2 separate regions of the Homo sapiens genome follow, and region 1 is linked to region 2. A link is a loop called in an ENCODE intact Hi-C map of the cell type or tissue named here. Cell type or tissue: heart left ventricle. All regions are shown on one strand. Links, peaks and the distances in the headings refer to the core of each region. The heading gives the core; the rest is flanking DNA.

Region 1 (4,391 bases), core at 238-4,237, 48 kb after region 2:
TATGTAAAATTAAAGGAGTGCTGGCAGCGAGCTGCACTTTTTTTCCTCTGGGAAATGGGTTATGTTTTTAATTAAATTTTTAAATCAATATCTCAATGGGTTTTTTTGTTTTTGTTTTTGCTTTTTTTTTTTTTTTTTTTTTCAAGATGGAGTCTCGCTCTGTCGCCCAGGCTGGAGTGCAGTGGCATGATCTCGGCTCACTGCAAGCTCCGCCTCCCAAGTTCACGCCATTCTCCTGCCTCAGCCTCCCGAGTAGCTGGGACTACAGGTGCCCACCACCATGCCCGGCTAATTTTTTTGTATTTTTAGTAGAGACAGGGTTTTACCGTGTTAGCCAGGATGGTCTCGATCTCCTGACCTCGTGATCCACCTGCCTCGGCCTCCCCAAGTGCTGGGATTACAGGCGTGAGCCACCGCGCCCAGCCCTCAATGGGTTTTATATGAGAGTGAGAGGAGGGAAATATTTAGTTCAACCAGAAAAGGAAACACTCTTCTAAAAGGTGTAATAGGGAAAAAACTAGATTTGCCACTTTATAAAGCATGTTCTTACCAGGCATGAGCTTGTAGTCCCAGCAACTTGGAGGCTAAGGAGGATCACTTGCACCCAGGAGTTTGAGTCCAGCCTAGGCAACACAGTGAGCCCCCATTCTTTTTTTGAAGACAGAATCTCGCTCTGTCACCCAGACTCAAGTGCAGTGGCACAATCTCGGCTCATTGAACCTCCACCTCCCAAGTTCAAGCAACTCTCCTGTCTCAGGTTCCCAAGTAGCTGGGACTACAGGCATGTGCCACCATGCCCGGCTAATTTTTGTATTTATAGTAGCGGGGTTTCACTGTGTTGGCCAGGCTGGTCTCGAACTCCTGACTTCAAGTGATCCAGCCACCTCGGCCTCCCAAAATGCTGGGATTGCAGGCATGAGCCACCACGCCCAGCCGAGCCCCACTTCTTTAAAAACAAAACGACAACAAAAACAAAACTAAAAAAACACATATTCTAAATCTATAAACAGTATGGTACTGGGATAAGATTAAGACACAGAGGACTTGAAATAGAATTGATATCCCAAAAGCAAATTCATGGTTTTGGTTGAATTTAATACCTGATGAAGAAAACATCAAGAATTACTGGGGAAGGAATTGGTTATTCAACAAGTGGAATTCATAAAGTTAAATTCCTACTCAAAAAAAAATCATTTAATGTCCTCAGTCACACCATACACAGTCCTGATGTCCAATTGAGCTCCAAATTCTGATTAAAATGTTATTGTACTCATGAACCTAAAATAAGAGGTTTTTAAAAAAATGTTTTATGAGCCCCACTGTTTCCCACTCCAGGGTTCTTTGGCAGATGGCAAACAGGGCCACAAATTCTTCCTCTTCCATCAACAGGTAAAGACTATATTCTCCCTTTCCCTCCCAGCTCACCTTAGCCAATGGGATGTTAGCACACAAGATGCAAACAGAAACTCAAAAGGCACTTTTGTACTGGAAATTGATCTCTTGCCACTCTTGGAACGCTGAGACTATCATGTAATCTAAGCCCAAACTAGCCAACTGGAGGATGAGCAGCTACAGGGAAGAAAACCAAGGCCTCCCAGCTGACAGCCAGCACCAACCACCAGACATGTGAGTGAGGCCATGCTAGACCATCCAGCTACCAGACAACCCACTGGTTGATCCCAGACATGAGAGAGAAAAGAGCCTGTGTTTGTGGTCAGCTGGTGGGTCTAAACAAGAAAACTTGCCCAGCGACCCAAAGAATCATGAGCTAAGTACATGATTGTTGATTAAGCCATTACGTTTCAGAGTAGTTTGTTACACAGCAAAAGTTAGCTGATAAAAGTTCCATGATTGAACGTGGATACAACAAGTTCCCAGTTTTATGTTTCAGGGTGGTTTGTTACACAGCAAAACTAGCTGATACAAGCTCCATGATTGAACTTGGATACAACAAGTTCTAAGTTCTATGTTTCAGGGTGGTTTGTTACACAGCAAAAATTAGCTGATACAAACTCCATGACTGAACTTGGATACAACAAGTTCCAAGTTGTATGTTTCAGGGTGGTTTGTTACACAGCAAAAGCTAGCTGATACAAGCTCCATGAATGAACTTGGATACAAGTTCCTAGTTCTATGTTTCAGAGTGGTTTGCTACACAGGAAAAGCTAGCTGATACAAGCTCCATGATTAAACTTGAATATAAATTCCAAGGTCTGTGTTTCAGAGTGGTTTGCTACACAGCAAAAGCTAGCTGATTCAAGCTGAGAGCCCTGTGTTGCCCCAGTTAACACACTGCCCCCACCTCATGGCTTAAGTGAATCCAAATAGATTCCCATTACTGGCATTCATGTGTTGACTGAGACACTCAGTGCTGAGCCAGGAAGACAAACTCAGGCTGGGGTTCTCTCCCACGGCCCCTTCCCCATCCTTAATCCACTTCCTCCAAACCCACACCCATTTTACTCCACTTAAGCTGCAATGCACTGTTCTCTGTTCCCAGAGAGGAGAAGCCAGGAAGGAGCTGACACATTCCTCATTCTTGGTGACCCACAGACAAGACACTCTGAGCCCCGGTCAACACACCTACTCCTTCCTTGTTCCTCTTCTCGATTAGATGTACCTATAATAGCCTCTTTGTTGTGATCAACTTTCCCAAGCCACTCCTTCCTCTCTATTCCAGGGACTCTCAAGGGGTGGAGAGGTTGAAAAAACATTCAACGGTATATTTTATATTTAGAGGAAAAAAGAACAAACTCCAAGTAGGGAAGAGGAACTGGATTTTTATTTTTATCGAAAGAGGGGATATACCAGTTCAAAGCTGAGGAAAACCTTGGAGACTGGTTCCCTTATCATGTCCTCATGATAGAAGAAAAAACAGACATTCAGAAAAGCTAGACAATTTGCCCAAGGTCACAAAACAGATATAGGCTTCAAATGCAGGCCTGTCTGACTCCAGAACAATCTTTCATCATGGAATGAAAAGTTCTAAGGCAGAGGTACCCAATACAAGTTTTTGCAGTGATAGCAACATTGTCTGTCTGCATTGTCTAAATATGGTGAGTACAACTGAGGGACAAATATCTAATTTTAATGAATTTCTACTTAAATTGCCACATGTGGCTGTGGCTGGCAGAGCTACCTTAGTGGACAGCGTCATTCTAGAATTTCACTAAGTTGGTTCTATATCACTACCAAAAGCAGGACCCAGACAGGTGCAGTGGCTCATGCCTATAATTCCAGAACTTTGGGAAGCCAAGGCAGGAGGATCACTTGAGCCCAGGAGTTCAAGACCAACCTGGGCAACACAGCAAGACTCCATCTTTTATTTTTTATTTTTTATTTTTTTATTTTTGGAGACAGGGTCTCGCTCTGTCACCCAGGCTGGAGTGCAGTGGCATGATCTTGGCTCACTGCAGCCTCAACCTCCCAGGCTCAAGCAATCCTCCCACCTCAGTCCCCCAGGTAGCTGGGACTACAGGCGTGCACCACCGCGCCTGGCTAATTTTGCAAAAATATTTTTTAAAAATTAGTCAGGCACGGTGGTTCATGCCTGTAGTGCCAGCTACTTGGGAGGCTGAGGTGGGAGGATCACTTAAGCCTGAGAGGTTGAGGCTTCAGTGAGGTGTGATTACATCACTGCACTCCAGCCTGGGCGACAGAGGGAGACCCCATCTCAAAAAAAAAAAAAAAAAAAAAAAGCATGACCCTCAACATACATACCCACCCACCCAGAAGAAGTGGCAACTGAAAGATTTCAGAAAGACTTTAAGGGACAAATAGCATGAGGAAAATGAAGTTATGAGTAAACCTGGGAAAGCCCTTCATAAATATTCTAATGTCCTCTAAAATACAGTAGACAACCCACGCCATTCGACACTTAACTGAGTTAGCAAGAACAAGTTCTGAAGAATGGATTATCCTGGACTATTCCCGGTTGGCCAGAATTTTTTTTTTTTTTTTTTTTTGAGACGGAGTCTCACTCTGTTGCCCAGGCTGGAGTGCAGTGGCGTGATCTTGGCTCACTGCAAACTCTGCCTCCCAGGTTCAAGCGATGGTCTCCTGCCTCAGCCTCCCACGTAGCTGGGACTACAGGCATGCGCCACCACGCCCAGCTAATTAAGTATTTTTAGTAGAGACAGGGTTTCTCCATGTTGATCAGGCTGGTCTCGAACTCCCCACCTCAGATGATCCGCCCACCTCGGCCTCCCAAAATGCTGGGATTACAGGCGTGAGTTACTGCGCCCATGTCCCCCAGTATCTTTTGAAGCCATCCTTTCAAAACTAAAAGTCTGTGAAGAATTACACTTTCCTCTGAACTACATTGACAAATTTAAGACCATCCTCTAACTTTTTTCCTGCATCAAATTCATCCTTCCCTGGGAACCTCTTTC
Region 2 (4,391 bases), core at 295-4,294:
AGGGGAAAAAAATGTATATAATGTGTGTGCATAAATATATTAGAAAGGTAATAAAACAAGTAGAATAAAACGTAAACAATTGATTGATCTAGATATAATCTTGCAATTTTTCCGTAAGCTTGAAACGACATCAAAACAAAAAGCGACCAATTTGTCCAAAGCAAGGTTAAAAGCCAGAGAAATAGGAGACGCAGCGCTGCATTGTTAAATGACTTGCGCACAAAAATCCAGTCACTCTGACACTTTTTTGTTTGCCTCCCTTTTAAAGTTCAAATTAGTTTGGGTTTTTCTTAATTAAGAAGGTATGTGATAAAAAACAAAACAGAAAATACAGAAACCACCATTAAATGATTCGATAGCTCCACATATGTTAATAACATTTTGTTACATTCTTTCCAAAGCTTAAAACTTTCCGAAGTTTAAAAAAAACTTAAAAAAAAAAAGTTTAAAAACCTTTCCAAAGTTTAAAAAAAAAATACTCAAGATTTATGATTCCAAAAATTACTGCTTTCCAGAAATTTCCAAACGGAACAGTTGCGTCATGGGCCTGCTGGTACATTGACCACAGGGCCCCGCGGCTCTCCCTATAAGTGTGAGTTTTATAAACTCCTTAAAGTAATTTATTTTGTTTCCATTCAAGGCCTTTCTCTCCCACACTGGCCCCAGACCCTGACCTCAGAGGTTCGAGTCCCCGGAGCCAAATTCCTCTAGTTGGAATCTAGTAAATGATTTAATGGCAAAGGGGCAGGGGTTGGGGGCAGCCAAGGAGGTGAACTTTTGACAGCTTCGTGGTCAGCAGCGACGACCGCAGGAGCGCGTGTCCTTGAAGCGGGGAAGCGCCCCTTTTCCTTGCCTGACAATACCGCCCCACACGCGATGACGCCTTTGGAATAGAACTGCGCAGCTCTTTGGAGACATACGGCGCATATAGAGGCTAGAAAGGGAACAGAGTACCAGAGGGCCTTCCCGCTTCGGGAGCCGCAGGCTTCTTCTCTTCGGAGAGAGAGTGAGTGAGTGAGTAAGCGAGTGAGTGAGTGAGTGGGGAGGGAGTGAGTCCGTCCACGGGGGCGGGCCCTCTCCATGCTGCGGATCTCTTAGGAGATATACTGCGCACGCAGAGGCCCGGAAGGAGGCGGGGTCCCAGGGGTCTCCTCGCTAGAGCAGCCCCAGGATTGGCAGGTTCCAGAGTGGGAGTGGGGGTGTGTGTGTGTGTGTGTGTGTGTGTGTGTCAGGTTCCAGAGTGGGAGTGTGTGTGTTTGGGTGTGTGTGTGTGTGTGTGTGTCAGATTCCAGAGTGGGAGTGTGTGTGTGTTTGGCAGGTTCCAGAGTGGGAGTGTGTGTGTGTGTTTGGCAGGTTCCAGAGTGGGAGTGTGTGTGTGTGTTTGGCAGGTTCCAGAGTGGGAGTGTGTGTGTGTGTGTGATTGGCAGGTTCCAGAGTGGGAGTGTGTGTGTGTGTGTGTGTGTGTCCCCAGGATTGGTCGGTTCCAGAGTGGGAGAGAGAGCGAGAGAGAGAGAGAACGAGAGAGAGAGAGAGAGAACGAGAGAGAGTGTGTGCGCGTGTGTGTCTGTGCAGCCCCAGGATTGGTCGGTTCCAGAGTGAGAGTGTGTGTGTGTGTGTGTGTGTGTGTGTGTCCCCATGGTGGGAGTGTGTGTGTGTCCCCATGGTGGGAGTGTGTGTGTGTCCATGGTGGGCGAGCGTGTGTGTGTGTCCATGATGGGCGTGTGTGTGTGTCTGCGTGTGTGCCCGTGTCTGCGTGTGTGCCCATGGGGGCGAGGGAGGGAGCCCTAGGCGCTCAAGGCTCCGCCCCCTCGAGCCGGAGGCCTCAGCGCAGCACAAAGCCCGGGGCGCACTCCGCTCCGGGGAATCCGGCCCCGGCGGTTGCGGCGGCCGCAGCGCCGCCCTCGCGCTCAGCCAATGGGCGGGCGTGCTGCAGGGGCGCTGGCCCCGCCCCCCGGGTGCGCCGGGCTCCGCTCCCCAGACTGGCGCTCGGGCAGTGGCCGCCGCCGGGCGGTCCCGGCCAGAGGAAAGGGCGCCCTGGGAGGGCCCCTCGTGGCTGCAGACCCCGCAGGTCGAGTCTGCCACGGATGGAACTTTGGAAAAAGCTAGGGAAAAGGAGAAACCGAGCTTGCAAGGGCTCATCAAGCATCCACCGGGGTGGCTTAGGCTGCGCGCGGCGCTGGGCGTGTGCCCGGGAGGAGATCGGGTCACCGCGTGGCAGCTCCCGGGACTGCCGAGGGGCCCCCTGACCCCAGGCCTCCCTCGGGAGGGGTCCAGAAAGGTGCAGCGGCTCACTAGGGTCACACAGCAAAATTCCTCACATTGCAGGGGGGGAGGGTCCGCATCTCCGAACTCGCCGGGCCAGTGCACCCTCTATTCTCACCCACCACTCACCCAGAAAACGAGAACCATACTCATAAATACATTCTTAAAATCCACAGGCTACGTTTTTGGGGTAACCTCCAGCCAGTATTCCGCATGCATTTGAAAACTTGTGTGTCCCCATTGAATTTGCAGTTCCAGTAAACCAAGGCAGCGAGTGGACATTCTCATTTAACATTCACCCCCATAAATACACTTTTTTTGGGGGGGGGGTCTCACTCTGTCGCCTCAGGCTGGAGTGCAGTGGTGTGATCATCGCCCACTGCAGCCTCAAACTCCTGGGCTCAAGCCATCCTCCCACCTCAGCCTCCCGAGTAGCTGGGACTACAGGCGTGCATCACTATGCCTGGCTAATTTTTTCTATTTTTTTGTAGACATGGGGACTCGTTGCCCAGGCTGGTTTAGAACTCCTGGCCTCAAGTGATCCTCTTGCCTCAGTCTACCAAAGTGTTGGGATTACAGGCATGAATACACTTTAAAGTGTGTAATCTGTTTGCAGCACACACGGTCCAATCCATCAATGAGGTCATATTAACTCAATTATTCAAGCAATCATCACCATTAGAATTGGAGAAACCGAGGCATAGAGGGGCTACTTTGCCAATAACCAGCTCTGCCAGAACTCGAATCCAGGTCTCCCAGAGAGACCAGGAGAGGGTGTGGTATGGAGTTTGGGGGAGTGGGAGTTTGTTTGATTTTTTAAATTTGTTTGTTTGTTTGAAACAGGGTCTTACTCTGTGGCCCAGGCTGGAGTGCAATGGAGCCATCATAGCTCACTGCAGTCTAGGACTCCTGGGCTCAAGTGATCCTTCCGCTTCAGCCTCCCAAGGAGCTAGGACTACAGGAGAGTGCCACTGCGACAGCTTTTTTTTTTTTTTTTTTTTTTGAGAGCGGGTCTCTCTATGTTGCCTAGGCTGGTCTCAAACTCCTGGCTTCAAGCAATCCTCCCACTTTGGCTCCCCAAAGCGCTGCCATCACAGGCGTGAGGAACCCAGCCTGGCTGTAACACGGCATCACACTGTGAGTTATGTTTACCTGTTCCCTACCTCGACCCACCCAGATCTGACACCCTCTTGGCATTGGAATGCAGAAATGAATGGAGACCCTGTCCCTGCCCTCCCAGTATGCACGAGACACATACGCCCCGTGAAGGGAAAGATGTGTCTGTCTTGCTTATTACAGCATCCCAGAGCCATACACACAGTAGGTGCATAATAAATCTTGTAGGAAAAAAAAAATGCAACGGAGGGGCGGGGATTAGGTGACTGTCCCTTTATCACAGCAGGAGAGGAACAGTACATGCAAATGTGTGAATCACTCGGGCTATGTTCAGAGAACTATAAACAGTTCAGAGTTGATGAAGGGCAAAGTACAGGATGAGAGGAATAGAAGATTAGACCAGAGAGGAAAGACAGGGAACCAAGGGGCTTGGACTTTACCCCACAGCAGAAGCCAAAGAAAGATGTCAGGCAGAAAGAACACCATCGGATTCACATTTGGGGGTCATTTTTCTGGCTTATGGTAGATGGATGAGGAAGTTGAGAGGCAGAGGAAACAGAAAAGAAGAGGCTGGCTTCTGAAGCCATCGGGGAGGTGGAGGTGTCAGGACTTACCTGCTGGATGACGCCCAACTTTCCACCTTGGGCAACTGGATACAACTCACGAGAGAAACAGCAAACCAAAAAGACAGGTGCTCACATGTGGACAATCTGGGTTTGAGGTGTGGAGTTCAAGATATAGAGGCTGCACTTTGGAGGCTGAGGTGGGAGGATTGCTGGAGCCTAGGAGTTCAAGACCAGCCTGGGCAACAGAGCAAGACCTTATCTCTTTAAAAAAATAATAAATAAAAAATTAAAAATTAGCTGGGCATGATGATACACAAGTGTAGTTCCAGCTAATGGGGAGGCTGAGGCAGGAGGATTGCTTGAGCCTAGGAGTTCAAGACCAGCCTGGGCAACATAGCAAGACCTCATCTCTATTTCTTAAAAAAATTAAAGATTAAAAAAAATAAA

What was found. Peaks named below come from ENCODE experiments on the same cell type or tissue, not always from the same donor. Only the 100,000 strongest peaks of a DNase experiment are listed, where the experiment ranks them.
Region 1: a loop joins it to region 2, with 2.3 times the contacts of the local background. A loop is called at or near these places in 13 of 110 quality-filtered maps.

What each region holds. Positions count from the first base shown.
Region 1 is chr19:7,244,811-7,249,201 of GRCh38, forward strand. All of the region lies in intron 2 of INSR (insulin receptor), which reads right to left. Among named protein-coding and RNA genes, the nearest start is that of INSR, 47 kb to the right of the region's middle. In heart left ventricle, for the core only: no CTCF peak of the experiment used is centred there; no DNase peak of the experiment used is centred there; H3K27ac peaks cover 925 bases.
Region 2 is chr19:7,196,318-7,200,708 of GRCh38, forward strand. All of the region lies in intron 2 of INSR (insulin receptor), which reads right to left. It overlaps LOC124904626 (a long non-coding RNA gene), which reads left to right and starts at 3,267. Exons shown (of 2, transcript XR_007067111.1): 1 at 3,267-3,399. RefSeq lists enhancers at 1,019-1,218, 1,031-1,867 and a silencer at 1,699-2,328. In heart left ventricle, for the core only: no CTCF peak of the experiment used is centred there; DNase peaks (open chromatin) are centred at 1,074 and 1,864; H3K4me3 peaks cover 2,374 bases; H3K27ac peaks cover 3,472 bases.